2 separate regions of the Homo sapiens genome follow, and region 1 is linked to region 2. A link is an interaction called in ENCODE POLR2A ChIA-PET data of the cell type or tissue named here. Cell type or tissue: OCI-LY7. All regions are shown on one strand. Each heading gives the region's core, and the rest is flanking DNA. Links, peaks and the distances in the headings are about the cores only. Region 1 overlaps HERC1 (HECT and RLD domain containing E3 ubiquitin protein ligase family member 1). Region 2 overlaps HERC1 (HECT and RLD domain containing E3 ubiquitin protein ligase family member 1).

Evidence for each region. Peaks named below come from ENCODE experiments on the same cell type or tissue, not always from the same donor. Only the 100,000 strongest peaks of a DNase experiment are listed, where the experiment ranks them.
Region 1: POLR2A ChIA-PET joins it to region 2 with 7 read pairs; 6 of 35 experiments call an interaction of 5 or more read pairs at or near these places.

The regions. Positions count from the first base shown.
Region 1 is chr15:63,707,632-63,716,735 of GRCh38, forward strand. It overlaps HERC1 (HECT and RLD domain containing E3 ubiquitin protein ligase family member 1), which reads right to left. Exons shown (of 78, transcript NM_003922.4): 22 at 8,671-8,842; 23 at 5,722-6,034; 24 at 5,144-5,264. Among named protein-coding and RNA genes, the nearest start is that of USP3-AS1, 110 kb to the left of the region's middle. RefSeq lists enhancers at 6,621-7,122, 7,123-7,622. In OCI-LY7, for the core only: no CTCF peak of the experiment used is centred there; no DNase peak of the experiment used is centred there; H3K27ac peaks cover 296 bases.
Region 2 is chr15:63,643,854-63,660,505 of GRCh38, forward strand. It overlaps HERC1 (HECT and RLD domain containing E3 ubiquitin protein ligase family member 1), which reads right to left. Exons shown (of 78, transcript NM_003922.4): 47 at 15,883-16,083; 48 at 14,691-14,865; 49 at 12,235-12,505; 50 at 11,889-12,102; 51 at 10,266-10,471; 52 at 8,561-8,688; 53 at 7,400-7,527; 54 at 5,872-6,072; 55 at 4,216-4,346; 56 at 1,630-1,829; 57 at 1,139-1,244. Among named protein-coding and RNA genes, the nearest start is that of USP3-AS1, 51 kb to the left of the region's middle. In OCI-LY7, for the core only: no CTCF peak of the experiment used is centred there; no DNase peak of the experiment used is centred there.

The DNA.
Region 1 (9,104 bases), core at 2,038-4,537, 60 kb after region 2:
GAAGTGACAAAACAAGGCCGGGAGTGGTGGCTCACACCTGTAATCCCAGCACTTTGGAAAGCCGAGGCAGGTGGATCGCTTGAGGCCAGGAGTTCGAGACCAGCCGGGCCAACAAGGTGAAACCCCATCTCCACTAAAAATACAAAAGTTAGCTGGGTGTGGTAGCACACGCCTGTAATCCCAGCTACTTGGGAGGCTAAGGCAGGAGAATCACTTGAACCCAGGAGGCGGAGGTTGCAGTGAGCTGAGATTGTGCCACTGCACTCCAGCCCGGATGACAGAGCAAGACTCCCTCTCAAAAAAAAAAAAAAAAAAAAAAAAAGAAGAAGTGACAAAACAGATTCATTTGGAAAATGTTATATAAAATCTTTACCTGGTCATATATATAGATACATGTACCCCTGGTGCAGATAAACACACATTTTCTTATACTCACCTACCTATGTATCAACAGAAATAAGTATTATATATTCTTGGACCATTTGGTGCTGGATAAAACACCAAATAGTCATCATAAAGCTCCTCAAGGCATCACTGTGTCAGGCAATAAAACATTTTCATTACATAGTACCTTTGCCATGAGGACTCATGGAAGAAAACAATCTCAGGCCTCAGAACCAGAAAAATCTGGTTCTCTTGAACAATTTTGTTTTTTATCTTTTAGACACTGTGAATTATGTAACTCATTATGCTTTTCCTGTGTGGTGACCAACCTCTAGCAGAACACCACAGGATATGGGCCAAGATAAGAATATCTTACCCAGGGCTTTATTTTCCTCTCTCAGCCTTTTTCAGTCCTAATTCATTCATCTAAATTATCCTTTTGTAAAGTATCTGTTTTCATATGCTAAATCAAATCCTGCCAGAAACGAGGGAGCTAGGGAATAGACTAGAAGGGTGTAGCAAGAAATGTTAGTAAAAATGACACCTGTCAAACAGTTAAACTTAGGGTTGGTATTCTCTGTTTTAGCAAGCAGAGAATAACAGTAGATAACACGTCATATAATACATTTTATGAAAGAAGGTTAAAACAAAGATTTAACATTAAAGTAGTTAACTTCTAACATTTTAAAAAGCATTTCATTTACGAACAATTCAGAATAAATGAGGTATCAAAGATATGAACGGTAATCTTAAATAACCTCATATAGTATAGAAGGGTAACATATTTCAGCTGGAAAACCCAAACCATCCCAAGTGCTTGCTCCTCTTCATCCACCCCAGGCTCTCTGAAGCTGAAGGCTTAGCCCAGGTCTCCCTTCATCTGAAATGGAATCTGCTTTCTCTCTAGTTCTTGTCTTTTCCATCTTTTGACACTATCTTTGTAATATTCCATAAGGAAAGATGATCAAAAGTCAATCTGGTGTTTTTTGTTTGAGACAGTGTCTCGCTCTGTCACCCAGGCTGGAGTGCAGTGGCGCCATCTCGGCTCACTATAACCTCCGCCTCCCAGATTCAAGTGATCCTCCCACCTCAGCCTCCCGAGTAGCTGGGACAGGTGCACACCACAACACCCAGCTAATATATATATATATTTTTTATTTTTTTGTAAAGACAAGGTTTGGCATGTTCCCAGGCTGGTCTTGAACTGCTGGCTCGAACTCCTGGGCTCAAGCAATCCTCCCACCTCAGCCTCCCAAAGTGCTGGGGTTACAGGCATGAGCCACTGCGCCTGGCCCAATCTTTTTTAAAAATGGGTTTTTTTTTAGTCTTTTTAAAAATTTTCTAAAAACTAAGTGAACAACCAGAAAACCTAACAATCTTAACAATTAAATCTAAGCTCAATCCTCCTCCATTGATCTGTTGTCCCCATTTATAATTTTCCAGATATTTTAAATTGTATTACCAAATTTATTCTTCACAACACAGTTGAGGCAAGTACAACAGGCATTATTCTCCACTTCAAAGATAAAGAAACTGGAGCTCAGGAAGGTTAAATGTCTTGTACAGGTCAAAGTCCATGGTGAGTTTTAACCCTATTCTGAGTCAGATTTCATAGCTGATTTCCCAAAAGTACACCACTTTAATTTTACCCATCCTCCTTTCTATATTTTCATTTCAGTTGAAAGGAGTTATTAATCATTTACAATATGTAAAGCACTGTGTAGGAGATATCAGGGGCATTTAGGAAAAATAAAAACCAAAAAATCCTAGATTTCTAGTGGGTTTACTGGGAAGACATACTAATAATACATAAATAAGTCCAACATAAGACAAACGGTAAATTATCAGACATCCTAACAAACTGTCATGGGACAACTGGGAGAGTAAGGTAGCTGGGAAAGCTTTCTGGAAGAGGTAACATTTTAGACAGTCCTTCAGGGAAAGACAGGATATCAGCAAGGAAGCCTAGGAGAACTTTTAAGGCAAATAGTGCTTTAGCAAAGGCTCAAGAGGTATGCTTGGGGTCTGGCAGATGAACTACTATGGCAAAAATGCAGACCACTGCAGAAGAATACTGGTTCCAAAAGCAGGCAGGTGACACTTCCCAGAATCTTTGATTTCCGAGTAGGCAGTGCAGTCACTCCTAGATTTGATCAGTCTGTAATTTGGACTTGCGTGGACTAGCCATCTCTCTGCAGTAAGACAAGATGTTTGAGTAGGAAAGTAGCACAATCAGCAGGTAGGTGTTTTGTTGTTGTTATGTGTGTTTCCAAGAGTTCTAATTTGGAAAGAAGTGTCTAAGGAGCAAAACTGGAAAAAGTAGGGGGACCAGTTTGAAAATACCTACTCCAGAAACAGGTAATAGGGCACTTCAATTAAAGAAAGGAAAAAACCAAATGCATGTGGAAATTTTGCCAAAATAGATTAGACAGTTATTTATAAATTTAAAAATAATTTCCTGACTACCTACCACGTGCTATTATAGGTGCTTGGGATACAGAAGTGAATAAAACAGCAAAAAATTCCTGTCCTTAAAGAGCTTATATTCTAATGTAGACTAAGACTAACTGATCAATGAATAACTAAATTATACAGTAAGTGATCGGTGCCCCAGAAAAAACAAAGCAAGGCAAGGGGGACAGGAAGTGACTATTTGGAAAAGAAGGAAAATTGACATTTTAAATAGGGTGGTCAGCACAGGCTTCATGGAAAAAGTAACATCAGAATGAAGACTTGAAGAAAGAGAGGGAGTTAGCCATGCAGGCAATAGCATTCCAGTCCTAAGAAACAGCCAGTTAAGGCCCTAAAGGGAACTTGTGTTGCAGATTCACGCAACAGCTAAGAGTCCAGTGTGACAGAAGGAGAATCACTGAGGAGAGTAACAGAAGAGATCAGAGAGGTAGTGGGACCAGACCATGAAGAGCCTATAGACCCCTGTAAGGACTTAGACTTCTAGTCTGAGAAAAGGGAAGTCATTGCAGGACTCTGAGCAGAGAAACGACATGATCTATGTTTCAAAATTATTGCAGGGTTGGGAGCTGGGTGCAGTGGCTCACACCTGTAATCCCAACACTTTGGGAGGCTGAAGCAGGAGGATCACTTGAGGCCAGGAGTTTAAGATCAGCCTGGGCAACAGAGCAAGACATAAAAATTTAAAAAATTAGCCAGAAATGGTGGCACATGCCTGTAATCTCAGCTACTCGGGAGGCTGAGGCAGGAGGATTGCTTGAGCTCAGGAGTTCGAGGCTGCACTGAGCAGCCTGAACTCCAGCCTGAGTGACAGGGTAATATCCTGTCTCAAAAAAAAGGGAAATTATCACAGAGTTAGGAGACTAGATAATGAGTCAGATTGATCAGATTTAAAAAATTAACTGACAGAGAAATAAATGAGCACAGGAATCTCACTAGACTATAAGACTGGGAGTATGAAGTGGAAGCACAGAGATATTAATGCAGATGAAGGAGAAAAGGAGGAAGTATAAACAAAATGTCATGATACAATGAAACGTAAAGACACTGTTCAACTTTCCTTAGATGAGGAATCCTTTATGGAAGCTTTTTTAAAACAATAACTTATTCTTTATGTAGCACTTTATACTTTTTCAAAAATATTTTCCTATCCCTTCTCTCAGTTCATACAACAGAGGAATTTCAGAATTACACATGGAGCTTATAGATAAGTCCATCTCAAACGCTAGCATTTCTCTATGAGCTGTCACATGATATGACCAAGATCCCACCGCTCTTTAACAGTAGAATCGAGACCAGAAGCCAAGTCTGACACATCACCATATACACAACAGGCACTACCATCTTCGTATCACACAGTAAGACACTAAAGCCCAGGGAGGTCATAGCACATATAGAATCACACACAAGGCAGAGGAACAGCCAAATTGAAAACCTAGCTACCAATTAACTCCAAGTCCAAAGTTCCTCAAGTAGAAGCAATCTTCTAGATAGTTTTCGCTTTATATTTTACCAGTGACACTGTAGCATACCTTTACCTCACCTCCTTTTTATATAAATTAGCATCTTATTTATCTTTACCCTAAATGCCTGCAGTCCAGGTTCTGAGGCTTTTTTGATAGTTAACAGAGCTGTTAAAAGATTTTGAGTAGAGGAGGTATAAACAGATTTGTACTTTAGATATGTTAGTCTTGTGAAATGTGGAAGGTGGGCACAAGGCAAGAGGTGAGGCAACCAGTTTGAAGGCTTCTGCACACGTCCACTCAAAAGAGAAAGTTTAAAACAGAGCAGTGGCAGAAGGAAAGGGAGAGGAGAGGACATTGGAGACACACTAACGGTAAAATTTTTAAGACTTAACTGGATTGGGAAGGGGTGGAGAATAAAGGGATCAGGAGATAAGAAAAAAGAGTCAAGGATGATCCCAAGTTTCTTGCTTGGATAGTTAATGTACCACCTACTAAAATAGGGAATAAAAGAGAAACAGGTTTGGAGAGAGACGAGTTCACTTGTAGATAGGTTAAGATTGGGGTAACCCAACTCATTCGGGTGGAATGTCCATCAAAGAGTCAGATATATGAATTTAGAGTTTAAAAAGAAGTCAGAACAAGAGATTGAAACCATTAACACATATGTGGTAAACATATATGCAATATAGTTATTTCTCTTAAAGTTATTTTTGAAAAAATTTTTATATGTCTAAAACAAACATATTACTTACTCTAACCAAAGCCTTACATATCATATACCTTGAAAACAAAAATCTTTCTTTACTGAATCTGGGTATACCTACCAGTGCGTAACCCTCTTCATCTGATTCAGGCTGAGACAAATCAGATTCACTCCTCGATTTGATCAGTCTATAATTTGGGCTTGTGTGGACTAGCCGGCTCTCTGCAGTAAGACTTTCACTCCTGTCTCACATGTACAAAAAAAAAAGTTTTTTGATTTAGGACTGTTAGTGAACATAAAATTGAATGGAATTGGAGCACAGAGATAATATACACACACAGGGAGGAGTAATGTCAGTTGACAGGAAATCCTGACTCTTGTCTGAGCACAAAGACCTTCTCAAAATAATTTGCATGTCACTAAACTACAGAGCAATGCAAGTAACTTCACATGCTTTTTCACTGCTGTTGTTTATATATACGAAAAATTGTGCCTCCTCATTTAATCAGAAATTTATAGCCCATGCTGAATCAGTATCAGTATTTACTTTACTTTAAGTTCATCCTAGTCAATTTGCATTTCTTCTTTCATGTCTATGTTAACATCAGAACACTGTAACTTTGGAAACAAACCATTTCAGTGCATAAAGTAATAAAGGGAAGTGAGTAGGTCATGTTTTCAGTGTCTAGTCAGTCCCACCTGGTCATAAGTCCACCCCCTTCAGAGGCACTTGTTGAAGGTTGCTGCAACTGTCCTTCTTCTCTTCGCTTCTGAAGCTCATCTATCACAGGACTTACTCCTAATATTAACAGGGCACACCGATGGATCACGGAGTTGCATGCAGCAGTGTACACATCCTGACCCTCAGGAAGGTCTGTGCTGACCCTTCGCTCTTGCTGAGACTGAGGAGGTGGATCATCAGCTCGAGCCCCAGACCCTGCCCCACTGTTCATTCTATCTCGGTCTCGGCTACGAGCTACTTCACGGGCTGAGAGGAAACACTGAAAGATTTCTGTAACATGCAACACAAAAACAAGGTCTTAACACATGGGGAGAGAAGAGCAAAGAAAATAACAATAAAAATAGTCAAAAAGTTTGGACCAAAAACTTACTGAAAGAGGGAAAAATTATTTTTTAGACATTATATACAACATAGTTAACTTAGTTAAAATTACATTTAAAATATACTAAAATACTATATTTTCATAAAAATTACATTAGGAAATACTAATCTGCCTTTACAGAATTTTAATGTAATCACAATTCAAATGTTATTAATGAATTGGATCAGTTATTTTCAACGTACGGTCCCAGACCAGCAGTACCCACATCATCTGGGCACTTGTTAGAAATGCAAATTATCAGGCCCACCCCAGACCTTCTGAATCAGAACCTCTAGGTGGGGGACCCAGCAATCTGTGTTTTAAAGGCCCTTCAGCTGATTTTGAAGCCCATAAAAGCCTGTGAAGCACAAGGTTAGGTAAAAATAACTGCTTATTTCTGAAACGTTCACAAGCTTGGTGTGAAAAATGTGAGGTTTCAAAAGAAAAAAAAAACGGACAAAATTTAAGTTATATTAGTTACAACAAAAAATTCCCTTTCCCCTTCCAAAGTCCATATAATCCCTACCATCTACACTTTGCTGTATCTTAAACACATTAAATAAGCACTGTCACTAAAGGTCTTTGCTGAAACAGAATTTAGTTTTAATATATGGGGCAAGATTGCCTCCAGAGTGAGATGGCATCACCAGGAATACCCATCTGATGCCAGCCTTTCCATCAGTGGAGTTAACAAGGTTCTGATGCAGTGGTAGATATTTCACATTAGAAAAGAAATTTTTTGCACAAATTTGGAGCGAAGACAGTATTCTTCTTTTTTTCCTTTTTCTGTTTTTTTTTTTTTTTTTTTTTGGAGATGGAGTCTCACTCTGTCGCCCGGGCTGGAGTGCAGTGGCACGATCTCGGCTCACTGCAACCTCCACCCCCAGGTTCAAGCGATTCTCCTGCCTCAGCCTCCTGAGTAGCTGGTATTACAGATGCGCGCCACCACACCGGCTAATTTTTTGTATCTTTAGTAGAGATGGGGTTTCACCATGTTGGCCAGTCTGGTCTCGAACTCCTGACCTCGTGATCCGCCTGCCTCGGCCTCCCAAAGTGCTGGGATTACAGCCGTGAGCCACCGCACCTGGCCCAAAGACGGTATTCTTAATGGGAAACCAGGCCAAAAAAGTTGGTAAAATACTAAATTCATCAGTTAATATGGAAGTACAAACTTTAAAAATTGATCTGTATATTTTATAAAATTGTGACAATATTTTTGTTATGCTATTAAAAGTCCCTTATTTCTACAAAAATCAAAGCAATAAACCCTCTCAGAGTCCAGAGCTAGAAATCAATTAAAGTGGTTAAGAGAATGGTCATTGGTGTTTGGGGCAGACCTGCTTCTAATTCTAGCTGCTACTAACTGTAGCCTAAGTCATACAATTTTGCATCCTTAAACCTTAGTTCATTCATCTTTAGAATGAGGTAGTACTAGAACTTTAGACAGTTATGATAATGAGCTAATCTATGCAAAGAACTTGACCAGTGCCTGGCATATATAGATGCTCTAAAAGCATAGCTAGTTTAAAAAGTGTTAGTTCCCAGATGACTATCATTCTTTTATTGTAATTGAGGGTTATACTTTACTATATTTTCACCTTCAGTCTGCTTCCAGGAATTTCTAAACTAAATTTATATTCAACTGCAAAAGTTCCCTCAGCCTAGGTTTTTAAAATACAATTATTTTCCTTCCCCATCTCCAACTCCCTTTACTCCATTTGGATCTTTTTCCTTTTGTTTAAATTATGTTTAGTCTTGTTTCAAGCCCCCTCAAAAATCATTTTTAGAAGTATGCAGAACACAAATAAGTTGATAATAAAGTTAGGGCCAAGTTAATTGACAGATACAGACAATCTCAAAACCAAAGGCATTGCTGATCATGTTTTAGGGTACCGACTGAATGCACACTTTAACTGGAAATAGCCAAATCACTCAAAAGATACTAATAAATGTTTTAAAAACTTGATACTTCTCTTTAAACATATAAATAACTACCTTTAAAAACTATCTGAGCCTTGGAATATAAAGGTATGAAAAGTTTTATGCACCCAGTCAATAGCAGTCTCATGTAAATTCTTGCTCCCTATCGAAACAGCAGTGTAGTCAGTGGGTGAAATTTATAATTTTAGAAGTTCCACACGTGGAAAACATTATGGCTCTCCTAATAGGCATAGAAAGGGGCTCTCTTCCTCACCGCTCAGACGTCTTCGAGGCTGGTGGACAACTTGTTGCCCCAGAGGACATATTTTGAATGGCCCTATCTGATGACTCATGAGTTTCATTTCATGATGAGGCTCAGTGAAGCAGGTACTGACATTCCTGCTTCCAGAGCTTCTCAGCCCTGAATATGTAACCCAAAAGCATCAGAATAGTACTAGCACAGTTGTAGGAGCCCCTGTCAGCTAATACAAATTGAGATCACCAGCAGAATATAAAGTCCTTTTAGAAAAACTATGGAGAAACTTTGCCTTTCTCTTTCAAGTTAGTTCCCCTATCAAAAAGCATGCCACAGTTTGTATCTAGAAAGTAAGAAGGGTATACTCACTGCCAGCTGTCATCACTTCATGTTCCCGTTCCTCCTCTTCATCCTCTGGCTCCGGATGCCCCTCTTCCCGGTCTCTCTCAGCCTGTTCTTCCATTTCAGCTTCTTCATCAATAGTTCGAGTAAATGAATGCTCCTGAGGATCAACATCTGCAGAGTCCTGGTTTTCTGATATCTTAAAGAAATTATCAGAAACTACACTAAATACATTTTTTCCAAAATCTTTTTAAAACTTTAAAAAACCTTTAATTTTTTATCATGGAAAATATTGTTGATATCAGTAATAACACATGAACTTTACTACAAAAACCCAAAAGATACACTAGATAAATCTTATAGAAATAATGTATGTACACAAAATATATAGACACATATATGCTCTTCCTTCCTCATTATTTTGATTAAAATATCATGCTGTAAATTTATTCATATCTATA
Region 2 (16,652 bases), core at 5,597-8,096:
TTTTAACCAGTGTTTTGATTTTTAAATTTTCACTTCATGTAATTTTCATTTTTATCCCCTAACATTTGTGAACTGCACATGCTGACTCTATATAAATAGATTCCTCTTTTTGTTGGCTAATGGTTCTGTCTGTCACACATTTGTTCTGCAAGCTTTAGAAGTGACATAGGTAAGGCCTGTCTATAGGGCTGCCCTCCAGCACAAAGAGTAAACCAGACCTATCTGTAGTACTCCCACCTCCACTGCTGTGATATTCTCCTATTAGTGAGTTGGCTACTCCTTCCCTCCCTCTCCACCCTTTCTCCCCATCCTTAAGCTCCTTCTTCCTTTTAGTTATGACAACATAATACTATATGTATTCACTACCCAAAGATGATGTAAAGTGTATTTCTTCCAAGGGTATCATGAGCAAAAGGAAGGCAACAGAATGTACAAACTGGTAGCTCAGAGATGCGATCTGACTGGCCACTCAGTGTTTTAAACAATTTTAAGTTAGGTGCCAATGTTTAATATTGGGAGATTTTACTTAAACATTGGATTCTTAGCATCTATAGAAAAAATAAAACAATCTGGTAACAACAGGCTCTTAATTCTAGAAACTGACAATCAGCTGTGTGCCTTTATATAAAGCATGTAAGCTTCTTTGTTTTTTTTTTCTGTTTTTGCTTTTTACCCTCTCCAAACCTTCTAACCCTAGCTTCATGAATTTATGTTACTCGCCTAGAGGGCTCTCTATAAATATATACATTTGTAACTTCTGTTTAATATAAATAAATCATTCTTCATAGCAAGGATTCTGGCATCAGTTGGAGATTCTTTGGATGGATGTGCTCCCATGGAGTTTCTATTTTAATGTACTAACAACTTATGACTCGTCTATCTGTAGTATCAATTATATCCACTATCACAGTAACAGTCACCACTTAATATGTATAGAATATCTCATTTTACCAAGCAATTATGGTATCTCTGATTTATAAAAAATTAAGCTAATTCAGGATGACAATTACTTATATTTCCCAATGGATCTTGCCCTTTGGGATATAGTAATGACTTTTTTAGTAACCAAGGGAGAATGACTCTGATGTCATATACTTTCCATAGTTTCAGACAGTCTTCAAAAACACCAGAATGTTACCTGGCAATTTGATTCCTGCTCCCACCATCCTTCTGCACTAGTCACATTGGTCTGTGTAGTATCTTGAGGAATGCGCCAAACACATACTAAGCCACTCTGACAGCCACTTAAAAAAATTGATCACATAAAACCAAAACATGTCAATATGCATTAAGTAAAAATATTTCCGAATTGCAATCAATTAAGATCTGATAGAACCACTGCATTATTTTTTAAACTTATTTGTAGTACATACAATCTTTTACAAGAAATACAACCGAGGCCAATATTCTAACAACATCACACCCAGAGATAAGGAGATTACATACCAAGTTTCACACTGGACAACTACTACTCTTTCTTTTCTCTGAGGTAATCTTATAATGTTACACATTATAAGAATAGCAACTGGCAATAAACTCTTTAAGACTACTGAGAAGCCACACTTAATGCAGATAACAGTCTATACCAATATAAAAACTAAGACGTATAGATGCAAATTGACAACATACGTAGCCATCAGTAACTGCAACTTGGATCCTTTCCCTGGAAGGCGGCACCAAGCAATGCCATTTACAATAGATGGATGGCAGAGTGAATGTAGACAGCACCAGCATCCCGAAATAGAGCCCCAGAGTTTCACACTGTCTTCTTTGGCACATGTCATAAGAATATGACCTGTAGGGTCCCACTTCATGCTAATAAGAGTATCCTTAAAATGGAAGGAAGAGAAAAAAAATCAGAGTAATGTTTCCTTCACAAATACTTTAAATTCAGTAATACATAACTTATATTTCTTAGCATCTATATTTCTATAACTCATTTATTTTGAAATCAATATTTTATGCAAATCAGATACTGCCATATCATTCCCAATCACTAGACCAACTTACCCTTTAATGTAGTCTGTGTTATATATATTTGCTGCAGTTAAAGCTCAACAAATGTTAGCAGGATAAATGAATTATGAAATTCTGACTCAAAAGGGATATGTTATCTCTCATTAGCATTTGTATTTATTAAGAGTTATCCTTATTGACTAATAATCATTACAGTATAAAAAAGAAGAGACTTAAAAAAATGCACCCCTTACATCCCAATAGCAAACACTAATGAGAATCTGGGATATGTTTTGTGTTTATATGGCTGTGATCATTGTGCTCTTCTGATTTTATTTTTATTTTTCAATCCTCTTCCACATCTTCTAACTCCTGGTTTCATGCATTTACGCTACTTGCCTAGATGGTCCTGTAAATATCTGAACTGGCAACCTCTGTTTAAGGTAAAAAAATCATTCTTCATGAACGGAATTTCTGACATTACTGGGAGCATTTGAACAGGAGGTATTACCAGGGTGTTCATAATTCACTGTTTTAGCTTTACTCTTTCATGGCTTATTTATTTTTACATAGACTTATCCATGTATATCCATGGTCCAAAGATTCTGTGCAACAACAGAACATTAAGTCATAAGTGACTGATGTAAAAAAATTTTAAAAGAAACTAGTATCAAGCAATAGTAGAGGCTAAAAAAAAAAAAAACCAAGAAGGCTGGGCACCGTGGCTCACGCCCGTAATCCAAACACTTTGGGAGGCCGAGGTGGGCGGATCATGAAGTCAGGAATTCGAGACCAGCCTGGCCAGCATGGTGAAACCCCGTCTCTAGTAAAAATACAAAAAAAAAAAAATTAGCCGGGAGTGGTGGCGGGCGCCTGTAATCCCAGCTACTCAGGAGGCTGAGGCAGGAAAATTGCTTGAACCCGGGAAGCAGAGGTTGCAGTGAGCTGAGATCGTGCCACTGTACTCCAGGCTGGGTGACAGAGCATGACTCCATCTCAGGAAAAAACAAACAAACAAACAAAAACAAAAACAAAACAAAACAAGAAAAAGCAACTATCTGGTAAAGATGCTTTTACCAGAATATATACAAATAGCCAACAGGCATATGAAAAAATGCTCAACATCACTAATCATCAGAGAAAAGCAAATTCAAACCACAATGAGCCATGCACGTTGGCTCACGCCTGTAATCCCAGCACTTTGGGAGGCTGAGGCAGGTGGATCACTTGAGGTCAGGAGTTCGAGACCAGCCTGACCAACATGGTGAAACCCTGTCTCTACTAAAAATATAAAAATTAGCCAGTTTGGTGGTGGGTGCCTGTAATCCCAGCTACTCAGGAGACTGAGGCAGAAGAATTGCTTGAACCTGGGGGTTGGAAATTGCAGTGAGCCAAGATCGCGCCACTGCACTCCAGCCTGGGCGAAAAAGCTAGACTCTGTCTAAAAAAATAAAAATTTACATTAAAAGAAAAAAAAAAACACAATGAGATATCATCTCACCCCAGTCAGGATGGTTATTATTAAAAAGACAAAAAACAACAGATGTCGGCAAGAAAGTGGTGAAAAGGGAACTCTTAAACACTGTTGGTTTGAATGTAAATTAGTACAAACTCTATAGAAAACAGTATGGGGATTTCTCAATGAACAAAAACCAGAACTACCATTTGATCCAGCAATCCCACTACTGAGTATCTACCCAAAGGAAAATAATTCATTTTCTCAAAAAGATGCCTGCACTCATACATTTATCACAACACCATTCACAATAGCAAAGATATGGAATCAACCTAAGTGTCCATCAATGGATGACTGGATAACGAAAACATGGTATATATAAACAATGGAATACTATGCAGCCATAAAAAGAATGAAATCAGGTATTTTAAGCAACATGGTTGGAACTGAAGCCCATTATCTTAAGTGAAATAAGTCAGACACAGAAAGGCAAATATTACATTTTTTTCACTTTTAAGTGGTTATTATTAAAAAGACAAAAAACAACAGATGTTGGCAAGAAAGTGGTGAAAAGGGAACTCACGTGTACACACGGGCCTAGAGTGTGGAATGATAGACAAGGGAGACTTGGAAGGTGAGGGCTGGGAGGAGGATGGATTATGAGAGATTACTTGATGGGTACAATGTATGTCATTTGGGTGATGGATATCTTAAAATCTCTGACTTCTCCACTGTGTAATCTATGCATGTAACAAAATTATATTTGTATCCCATAAAATTACGTTTTTTAAAGATGCATTTACCTTATGTGCATCAATTAGAACAATGCCTCCTTTCTCAAGTGGTTCCTTTGTTCCCAGTAACAGTTTTCCATCAAAATATCCCACTGCAAATGGTCTGTCTTCACTGAACCATGCAATGCAAGTAACAGACACTAACATGATCAAAACAAAAGAGTAAGGAAAAGATAATTATTTGTCATTGTCTGACTTAAAAGACAGAGACTTTGAAACAAATAATGATAATGCAACCATTGCAAGTAAATTTCCAAATAGCTCTTTAATGCATTTAGACAAAATGTAGGCGTACAGTGGGGATTCCATGTAACATACTTTTTAAAAGTGTCGCTTATCTGTGACAAGGGCTACCTACTTTATAATCTTTCATTCTTTTTCAGGTGGTTGTTGAAAAATAGAGACAAAAATTAAATTCCTTTGCTGATTGTAAGTCACCATAGGTTCTTTCCTTTTGGACCAAAATCTACCATGAAACTGAGAAGTGAAAGAACCCAAGTCATAGAAAGAAAATTACATCTCTTTTTTTGCTTATTTAATATTCCCTATTCAGTATGTTTCCATATTCTATCAAAATGTTCTGTTCTCACAATCTATATTTCTACTTGTTTCTTCAAGTATATGTAACACTGAAAGACTACAAAAGAAGTAAAAACAGTATCTGTGAGGGTAGAATGGGAGTGTGGGAACTGAGTAGACAGGAGAAAGACTTTTCACTGTATGCTTTTTAAAACTTGAATTTTTGAACCCTATGAAAGTATTACCTATTCTTAAACAAACAAAACAAACCTCTTCTGTTAATGGAATACCATGTAAGCAGGCACTATGACTTTGAATTACCCCACTTCCCCCAGACAACCAACAAAATCTTGTGAGATGCATTCACGTTCAAAGGAACACCACAGTAAGAAGAAAGCAGACTTCCTAATCTCTCTTGTCAGACCAGGAATTCCCTGCTTCCCCTTCCTCCATTACTTCAATTTTACTCATTTTTTAAAAGACAATTTCATCTCGGCCAGGCACGGTGGCTCACGCCTGTAATCCCAGGACTTTGGGAGGCCAAGGTGGGCGGATCACAAGGTGAGGAGATCGAGACCATCCTGGCCAACATGGTGAAACCCTGTCTCTACTAAAAATACAAAAATTAGCTGGGCGTGGTGGCGAGTGCCTGTAATCCCAGCTACTTGGGAGGCTGAGGCAGGAGAATAGCTTGAACCAGGGAGTCAGAGGTTGCAGTGAGCCGAGATCGCGCCACTGCACTTCAGCCTGGTGACAGAGCGAGACTCCTTCTCAAAACAAAACAAAACAAAACACACACAAAAAAAACAATTTCATCTCTACCAATGATTATGACCTTTTTTTCTCTTGGACAGTCCTAACTTTCAAAGGAGACTTGGAATCTGCTATAAATATTAAGCCACACAAAAGATGAATTACTAATGTTATAATACTATTAAATCTCATTTTGACAGAGATGTGTGGTGGGGGCTAGGAGATAAATATCTTTCAATTCAGTAACTAATTAAAATTAAAACATGACTGGAAAATTTTGAAAACAAAGCCAAGATAATATTCACTTGGTATTTTTAAAAGCAAATGCCAAAAAGCTAAGTCTAGAAAGGAAGTTGGAGACTCCGTCAGCTAGACGTAAGTGCAGTCATTTACCATCCTTTCGATAGCAATGCTCCAATTCTCGACGGTGCATGGTGGACACATCAACAACTTCAATCAGTCCCAGAGATCCATCCATCCGTCCCACCAACAACAATTCTGGAGACTCTCCTGACCAGGCTGTAGCCGGACCCTCTTCTGGCCAAGCCAGGGCAGATACCCAATGAGGCTGAATATCTACTAATCCTTTTCCTCCTAAAAGGGAAAAAATGTTAACTAGTTTTTACTTAATTCTTAAAAAGAAAAAAAGGAACAGAAACAAATACTACTTAATTCTAATACACACTCAAAGCAGTTCCAAATTTCATAATAGCCTACTAATGAATAAGACCATGAAGGCAGGATCCTTCATTTATAATACTATATATGATCATAAAATTAAAGTTTTTCAGCCGGGCACAGTGGCTCATGCCTGTAATCCTAGCACTTTGGGAGGCCAAGACGGGCGGATCACCTGAGGTCAGGAATTCGAGACCAGCCTAGTCAACATGGTGAAACCTCTTCTCTACTAAAACTACACAAAAAATTGGCCAGGCATGGTGGCACGCGCCTGTAGTCCCAGCTACCTGGGAGATGGAGGCTGCAGTGAGCCGAGATCACGCCACTGCACTCCAGCCTGAATGACAGAGCAAGACTCCGTCTCAAAATAAATAAATAAATAAATAAAATTAATGTTTTTCTGTAACCTTTTTTTTTTTTTTGAAAGAGGGTCTTGCTGTGTTGCCCAGGTTGGAGTGAGTACAATGGCATGATCATGGCTCACTGAAGCCTCAAACTCCCAGGCCCAAGCAATCCTTGAGCCTCAGCTTCCTGAGTCCCTGAGGTTCCAGGCATATGTCACCACGCCTGGCTGTCTGTAACTATTAATAGGGCAAAATGGTAGCGTTATAGAAGAGAGTGTAAAGAAAAACACTGAATGTACAAATGTACAAATGTCAAGCACTTAAGTCCTTTCTCAACAATTACTGATAACCAAATTGGCATAAGAAACTTACTTGCAGTTAAGGCTAGCTATTCCTCAAATGTCACACAGAAGTTATTCCTCAAATATGTGACACAGAACACCTATTCCTCAAATATGTAAAAACAAATGAAAATACTAATAAGCTCGATATTACAATAATTATTTTTACTTTCCAGAGAGGTATAATAAAAACTGACAAGAATTTATACCTGCAAAATAAACATAATAGAAATATTTCAAGCAATTCAAAAGAATACATAGCTTAAAATTCAGTGACAACTACATCTCCCCAAACCCTACTCTGAATACTTAGTGGTACAAGAAAAAAAATTTAAGTTTATAACTACTAGGTTAGTTGAAAGTCCCAGAAAGAAAAGTGAATAAATGAGCACTTCCTCTCTAATTTGAAGCACACAGTGCATAGATTGAAATTTCAGAGTTGTTGGAAGGCTTGTGAATTTCAAGGTGAAGAGAAACCACTGTTTGGACTCAGAAGACTAAGAAGAAGGCTTTAAAAAACTACTTTCAGCAGTTTACTAGTGTTTACATGACTCTTACCATTAACTTGCCAGATATTCACCATCTTTTCCAAAGCGCCTGCTAGATATTTGCCACTGATACTCCAGGAAACTGGTGAGAAACTTGGATCACTGGGTGATCCCAGGCTTTCCTCAGCATCCCCTTCCCTAGAATATAACAGACAGATATGCAGTTCTAATCCCCATCATTCAAAAGTAAATTAAATCCCAAACCTTAAAATAAGGGTTTCATATAGACTAGAGTGTATAACTGATTCTTCTGTTTCAAAACCTTGGCTAGCAGTATTTAACAGTTACACACTCATTAATGTTTGTCATCATGTGAAAAATGAATTATAAAAGAGTGATATTAGACTTTTCCTCATTTAATGTAGTACACAACTTGTCAATAAAGACATTCAAATTCTGTATGTGTTGTACAGATGGTTATTATTCAGAAGACATTGATTCTTATTTGCCTAAACTCTTGGGAATACTTCAGAAAAGAAATAGCTACAGCTGGCTATAAAACTATTAAAAATGCGGCTGGGCGTAGTGGCTCACATCTGTAATCCCAGCATTTGGGAGGCTGGGGCAGGCAGATCAGAAGGTCAGGAGTTTGAGACCAGCCTGGCCAACATAGTGAAACCCTGTCTCTACTAATAATACAAAAATTAGCCGGGCATGGTGGCAGGCACCTGTAGTCCCAGCTTCTTGGGAAGAGAAGGCAGCAGAATCACTTGAACCCAGGAGGCAGAGGTTGTGGTGAGCTGAGATTGCACCACTGCACTCTAGCCTAGGCAGCAGAGCGAGACTCAGTCTCAAAAAAGAAAAAAACAAAACAAAACAAAAAAAACTGTTGAAAATGCTACATTCTGATACGGAAGCAATATAATTACTCTAATTCCTAAACAACTCTTAAAGACCTATAGCAAATTAGCCTACTGTTTTACATAGTTGAACATTTATTTACTAGTAGATCTTGATTTAATTCTAAGTCCAGATACAGATGATTTAAAATTATGTTTTCTGAATTGTTATCCTGGAAAGTTAAAAATACACACTGAAAATACAGTAATACTAATCTAAAAGAAAATTTCAAAAAATTTTAGTGACAATATGATTACATTAACACAACCAAGATGAGGCATGTTTAGGATTCTCTTATTTTAAATGGTATACACGTGATGTTAGCACTCACAATCTGTTGAACACACAGGTCTGTTGCAGTGAATATTGCTTCTTGGTAACATTCCATACGCGGATGGTGCCATCATTGCCACTTGTAGCCAAAAGACCTTTTTTATTACACCAAACACATGTCATTACCTAGAAAAGTTGAAACAGGTAGTCTAATAATTTTCTATTCAAATGATTTTATTATTTGAAAAAGTTGTATCCAATTTTTAAAAATCTACCATGAAATTAAAAGAAAAGCATCCATTCCTTTCTTTTCTTGAGATGAAGTCTTGCTCTGTTGCCCAGACTGGAGTGCAGTGGCTCAATCTCAGCTCACTGCAACCTCCATCTCCCGTGTTTAAGCAATTTTCATGCCTCAGCCTCCAAACAGCTGGATTACAGGCACGTGCCACCACAACTGGATAATTTTTGTATTTTTAGTAGAGATAGGTTTCGCCATGATGGCCAGGCTGGTCTCGAATGCCTGGCCTCAAGTGATCCGCCCACCTCAGCCTCTCAAAATTCTGGGATTACAGGCATAAGCCACCACACCCAGCCTCCATTCTTTTCTAAATGGCTTGCAAATATATTTGAAGCTATACTTATTTGAAGTATAGCTTTAAGGTACTATGCACTAATGCATTTGAATTATCTGAGACCTATTATAATCTTTACTAAATATGTTTACTTAATAAGTACTTTAACATTTTATGTTCTATAAAATAAATAACACAGACTAAGAAGTAATTTTAAAAATTGTTTAAGTAGGCCAGGTGCAGTGGCTCACACCTGTAATCCCAGCACTGTGGGAGGCCAAGGCAGGCGGATCACCTGAGGTCAGGAGTTTGAGACCAGCCTGGCCAACATGGAAAAACCCTGTCTCCACTAAAAATACAAAAAAATTAGCCGAGTGTGGTGGTGTACATCTGTAATCCCAGCTATGCGGGAGGCTGAGGCAGGAGAATCACTTGAACCCGGGAGGCGGGGACTACAGTGAGCCGAGATCTCACCACTGTACTTCAGTCTGGGTGAGACTCCGTTAAAAAAAAACTGTTTAAGTAATACAATTCAATCTTCATTTCTTGTTACAGCTCAGAGACCCCATGGGTTAGATTAAAATAGTGAGGCCAATTTCTTTTCCTTTTGCGTGTTGTCCTTCAGTATCTGTGGGTGATTGGTTCCATGATTCCCTGCCCCAAATTTGCAGATAGATTCCTTATAAAAATGGGGTAGTATCTGCATAGAACATATATATATCCTCCCATGTAATTTAAATCATCTCATGATTACTTTAAATACCTAACAGAATGTAAATACTATGTAAACAGTTATACTGTACTTTTCATTTGTATTATTTTTTATTATTGGATCATTATTTTTTACCCCAATATTTTCCATTGGTAGTTGGTTGAATCAATGGATGCAGAACCCACGGATACAGAGGATCAAATGCATAAGTCTTCATCTTTTGTGAAGCTATTCCTTTGGTTTTCTTCTCATCCCCCATCCAATTCTCCAATTCGTATACTATTATATCAAACCAGCATACAGAGAAAGTAGAGTTGGTAACTGCCAGGAACATCTTTGTAATTGTGTGCATGTGTATGTGTACGTGTGAAAGAGAGTGACACAAAGAGAGAGACCTAAACTTTGAGCTCCTTGAGAAGAGAAGAGACTATTTCATCTTACATAACGTGATTAACACACTTTCCACTCAAAATACTTACTCTGTTCTGATGAGCCTCCAATTTGATAAAGGAGCATTTTCTAAGATCTCCTCCCATATCAGCAAGTGTCTGCAGAGTAGTTTGGTTGTCACGGTCGTGTGCAGCAAGAGTGCGCACGAGTTGCTGAGCTGCCCATTGCCGATGCTGTGAGGACAGCCTGGAGGAGAGGCAGCAGGCTGCCAGGGCATTAGCCAACTCCAGAGGGCCTACAGCAGAAGGATCATAGGAAGGATGGGCATACAATTGGGCAATTAAACCTGCTTAAACAAAACATGAAATGATGCTCAGGTGAGATTTGGTGGTGGTGAACAAGCAAATGGGTTAACCCATATCTTTTAAGAATTGGCACTTTTGCAAGCAATTATTTCACTAAAATATGCACACAAGAAATAAAGCATTTATCTCACATCAAATTCTGTAAGAAATCTGATTCATTAAAAATATACATTTTAGGCCAGGCATGGTGGCTCACGCCTGTAATCCCAGTGCTTTGGGAGGCCAAGGTGGGAGGATCACCTGAGGTCAGGAGTTCGAGACCAGCCTGGCCAACATGGTGAAACCCCCATCTCTACTGAAAATACAAAAAAAAAAAAAATTAGCCACACCATGGTATGGTGGCACGTGCCTATAATCCCAGCTACTCGGGAGGCTGAGGCAGGAGAATTGCTTCAAGCTGGGAGACGGAGGTTGCGGTGAGCCGAGACTGCGCCACTGTACTCCAGCCTGGGTGACACAGCAAGACTCCATCTCAAAAAAAAAAAAAATTTATTATACAACAATCAATAGTCTTTGCTCCAAGGACTCAGTAGACTAAGAAAGCAGCAGAAATAATTTTAAAACCAGGATGGAGATGGCATGCCTTTAAGAAAACAGTTTGGCTTTTGTTGCTCAAAAGTGATGGTGTGACTGTAACCAGTCAAGGAACTGGGCTGATAGATCCAAAAGCCAGTATCGGCTGGGTGTGGTGGCTCATGCCTGTAATCTGAGGACTTTGGGAGGTCGAGGTGGGAGGATCACACGAGGCCAGGAGTTCAAGACAAGCCTGGCCAACATGGCGAAACCCCATCTCTACTAAAAATAGAAAAATTAGCCGGGCATGGTGGCATGTGCCTGTAATCCCAGCTACTTGGGAGGCTGAGGCAGGAGAATCACTTGAGCCCAGGAGGTGGAGGTTGTACTGAGCCAAGATTGTGCCACTGCACTCCAGTTTGGGTGACAGAGTGAGACTCTGTCTCAAAAAGAAACAAAAAACAAAAGCCAGTTATCTCTTGGCTAAATGGTCCTGATGAAGAGAAAGGCAGTACTGATAAGTAGTCCCTTCAAAGTGTTATAATCTTAAAACAAAGAGAAAAATAACACTGCCTTCATCTAAATTTTATTAAAGAAACCTACCAGGATTATTATCTATGGTTAACTCAAATCATAATCTATAACTAAACTAATATGGTACATTTTCTAATCTTTGTTTCCATACACAGTGAAAAAGTATCTATGCACTTCTTTTATGTTCTAAACTTAAGAAACTCACGTCATATAATTTATCATATACTAACAATGTAAAAACATTATTTAAAAATAAGAAGTCGATTAGAAGACTGTATGTTTCAGTAGTATGAAACTTACCTTTCTTTTCAACTTCTGACTTATCATAGTTAGGTCTTAGTTTGGCCCCTTTGTCTGCTAGCAATGCCACAAGGGCCTGTGTTACAACAAAGTTTGGGGAGGTCACAAGCTTGTTCTCTTCAGCAATTCCTCGGAGAAAGCTGGGTAGAAACTTTCGCTGAATTGAGTCATCAACTGTGGTTAGATTTACACCTGTTGCAGCAGAAATCAAGTTCTGAAGAAGCAATTGGAAAAACAGACTTAATTTTTACATGTAATTTTGGAACAAAAATATTTCATTTCAAAAGGCTCAAGAATCAGTCAGAAATAATCAATGTAACGGGGAAAAGTACTGAAAGTAGCTTACCTGTGTACACAACTGTACAAGCAGTTTGGCAGCACTAGGAGCATTTGATGCCAGACATCCCACTGCTGTGCTCAAATAGGCCAGGCAAGAGATAGGCTTGTTAGCCTTGCTATGCCCACCTCGTGATCGTTCTGAGGTGCTAGCCATGGCAGAAGGGCTGGTGGAGAGGCCAGCTCTCCCTGCTGCTGCCAAGCACATTAATCGAACTAGCGTTCGGATATCTGTTAGCCCCAGAGACTCAAGACCAGCAGCCAGGCTACAACTGGAACCACTGCCAGTAAAGAAAAACATCTCAGATGGATAAAGAAAATGGATTTCTTAAGGGACCATTTGCAGTCCCACATAACATTCACAGCATCAACAACCATAATAAAATGTAAGCTGCACTATCATTAGCCATACATGTCCTAAGAGTTGCCAAAGGTATCAAGCTGGAAACTGGCATCTAAACGTTCTCTCCTTTTAATAAGTATTGGCATATACTTGAAGTACAATTGAACTGACAAAGTAAAACAGGAATGTTCACAAAGCATAAATTTTCATAAGCTGAACAAACCCATGTCACCGCCCTCCAGATCAAGAAACAGAACATTGCCAGTACCTCAGAAACCTGCTTTGGGCTTTTCTCAGTCACGATGCTCTCAGAAGTAACCACTATCCTGACTTCTAAAGCTACAAGTTAGTTTTGCCTGTTTTTGAACTTTACATCAATTGAATAATTAATATATGTACTCTTTTGTGTCTGGCTTCTTCAATATTATGTTTGTAAGATTCATCCAAATCTTGTAGCATTGAGCAGTTCGTTTTCATTGACATATACATGAAATCTGCCACAGTTCATTTATCCCTACAGATGACAATCAGGCGGTTTCCAACATGGGGCTATTATGAATAGTACTACCATGAATGATTGGTCTTTAGGGGGCACATATTTAAGTATTTCTGTTGGATATATACCCAGAAGTGGATCTCTGGGTCACAGAGTATGTTCCTGTTCAGTTTTAGTTGATACTATCGAACAGTTTTCCAAAGTGGTTATACCAATTCATTTTCTCACTAACAATGTATGGGAGTTTTAGCTGTTTCAGTCACTTTTTTCTCTCTAGTGTTTTAAATGTTTGCCATTCTTGTGGGTGTGCAATGGTATCTCATTGGTGGGTTTTTTGTCTTAGGTTTTTTTTTTTTTTTTTTTGAGACAGGGTCTCACTATGTTTCCCAGGCTGGTCTCAAACTCCTGGCTCAAGGGTTCTTCCCGTCTTGGCCTCCCAATCACACTGGATTTTAATTTTCATTTCTCTGAAGACTCACTGAGGTTGAACATCTTTTCATGTTTATTGGCCATTTGGAGATCCTCTTTTGTGAAACACTTCTTAATGTGTTTTGTCCACTTTCTTCTGGGTTGTCTTTTTCTTGTTAATTTATAGGAATTCTTTACACATTCTGTTGGTTAGATGCATTACTAATATCTTCTCCCATTCTATGGCTTGCTTTTTTACTTTCTTACTTTTCAAATCACTTTTGCTAAACAGAGGTTTTCTATTTTATTGTATTCCAATTTATCAATCTTTTATGGCAGATTCCTTTTGTGACTTGCTTGAGGAATTTTTGCTTGTCCCAAGACCAAGAAGCAATTCTTCTATGTTACCTTCAATAAACTTTATTGATTTATTTTTCTTTTATATTTAGATCTAATAGCCACTTTATAACTATTTGCTTTATATAGTTTGAGGTTGGGACCAAGGCTTTTTTTTTCTATGTGGATAAACCATCAGACCCTGCTTCAGTTACTGAAAAAAACAGCCTTTCTCTATTGCTCTACAGTGTGAACCACTGTCATAAATCAAACCATAAATCAAGTGTTTATTTATATGTATGGGTCAGTTTCTTAACTCTCTTCTGTACTATCCTATTTGCCTATCCTTGAGCCAATAGCACACAGTCTTATGGAAATTTTGTTTTTCTTTCAGGATCTTTCTGCCTTCACTGATTTGCCATTAAATACTCCTGCTTAATCACTTCTTAAACAGCTGTCTTTTAGGTATTTCTGGTTCTCATCCCCTTTTTACATTACACTCCACAGTATCAACACGGCAAGGATCCCCATGATGGCATCTGCAGGCTGACTTAGCTACACAGACGGTCAATACATTTTGACCTTTAGTTTTTGATCCAGCACCATTGGGATCAACAGCCTTAGTTTCCCATTTCAAGCAACAAAATAAAATGTATGCAGTTTACTCAGTTGTGATAATGGCATTATTTTCTACCTAAAAAGAGCCAAGTATTAACTGAATGACCGATTGAGTGAATAACAATGACTACGTCTAACATCTTTCATTCAACAGTACATATTCAAGCTTCTAAAATTCTATCTCACCCTCCCAAACACCACCAGACTTCCAGCTAATGTACACTAGAAGTTAACTTAGCATCATGTGACATAAAATAACACTTACCTGACTGAGAGAAGAGACAGCGCTCTCATGACCATGGTTCTGGCCAGAAGAACCTGAGCAGCAGCAGTCACTCTCCTTAAAGCCACCACACGGTCATGAGGGTTTGCTAGGGCAGCTGCCTGCTCTCCTAACGTTATTCTCCCAGAGGAGCTCTTTTCTACGGAGCCATGGCAACCTGAAAAACATAATTCTGTTTTGTTCTCAACAAGGTAAGAAAAAAATACATCTGAACTACTAAAAACATTTCCTATTCTACAGAGGTTCCATAACAAACCAATGTCTTTTGCTCATCTGGAACTTGGTTATACAGAAAATTTCTTAGGAGAAACTCACATATTTCTAAGTTTGAACTTGGATATTTCTAACTTAGATATTTCTATGTTAACAATGTATTTACCATAGGAGTATTTATACTTAATTTACCAGTAAGTATTTTCTGTTTTGTTCATTTTGCCCATGTATCACATCTACTGATTATAAGTGCTTTGAGAATTTATAAAGGACTGAATTACCAATACTGCCCAATTCTTTATTTTGTATTCCCTATACCAAAAATTTACCACACCCTCTCACCCAAATAAAAAGAAGACTGCACAATAATTTTAAGTTGGTTACAGGATTCTCTTAACACCAAGTTTTTTTTTAAATAACAAGTTCTATAAATCTTTTTATTGCTTCGGTATCATGAAAGACAAAAAAAAATCAAAACATTTATTTTTTCCTCTTGAGACAGGGTCTGGTTCTGTCACCCAGGCTGGAGTGCAGTGGCTCAATCATCACTCACCATAACCTCAAACTCCTGGGATTAAACAATTTTTCTGCCTCAGCCTCCTGAGTAGCTGGGACTAAAGGTGCACACCACCCACCCAGCTACTTTTCTTCATTTTTTTAATAGAAATGGGTCTCACCATGTTGCCCAGCCTGGTCTTGAACTGCTGGCCTCAAGCGACCTTCTTTCTTCAGCCTTCCAAAGTGCTGGGATTACGAGCATAAGCCACCAAGCCCAGCCAAAACTTAATACCACATTATACCTTCAAAATGTTAAAACAACTGGCTAAAGAGACTTGTTGGGGTGAGATAATGTTGAACCATTAGTCTTATTTACTTTTACTTTATTATTATTATTTACCTATCTAAGAAACAAATTATAGTAGATGCTATAAAATCAATGCAAATCAGGATTTCAGTTTACCTATTTGCATCAGAGTCTCTTCCATACTGTTGGTGGCTGTGACCATTGCTACTGATGCTCCCAGTGGATCGCTGTCAGGGAACTGAACTGGTTCTGGTACAATGCGCCGGTCATTTAAACCAAGCGGTCCAGCAAGTAATTCAAATTCTTCTTCACCAGTTAGCTTTTCATCTTCATCAACATCCAACATGTCCCAGTCTTCTGGAATTTAAATAAATAAATGTATAGTATGTGAATTTAAATATTACATAAATCTGCTGGCAATGGTTGTTCTGAAAATACATCTAAAATGCAGATGAGCAGCCAGATGCGATGGCTCACGCCTGTAATCCCAACACTCTGGGAGGCCGAGGCGACTGGATCACATGAGGTCAGGAATTTGAGACCAGCCTGGCCAACATGATGAAACCCCATCCCCACCAAAAAATACAAAAATTAGCCAGGCATGGTGGTGTGTGCCTGTAATCCCAGCTACTCAGGAGGCTGAGACCGGAGAATTGCTTGAACCTGGGAGGCCGTGGCTGCAGTAAGCTGAGATCACGCCACAGCACTACAGCCTGGACAACAGAGTGAGACTCCATCTCAAAGAAATAAAAACAATAAATAAATAAATAAATACATACATACATAAAATGCAGATGGACTGAAAGTCCAGTGACCACATAATGAACTATGGCACCATCTCCTGAAAACTTAACCAAACTGCACTCCTGAAGCATAAGTGAGACTCTCAGGGAAAGGGAGTCAATGTAGTTAAATAAGTTGACAGC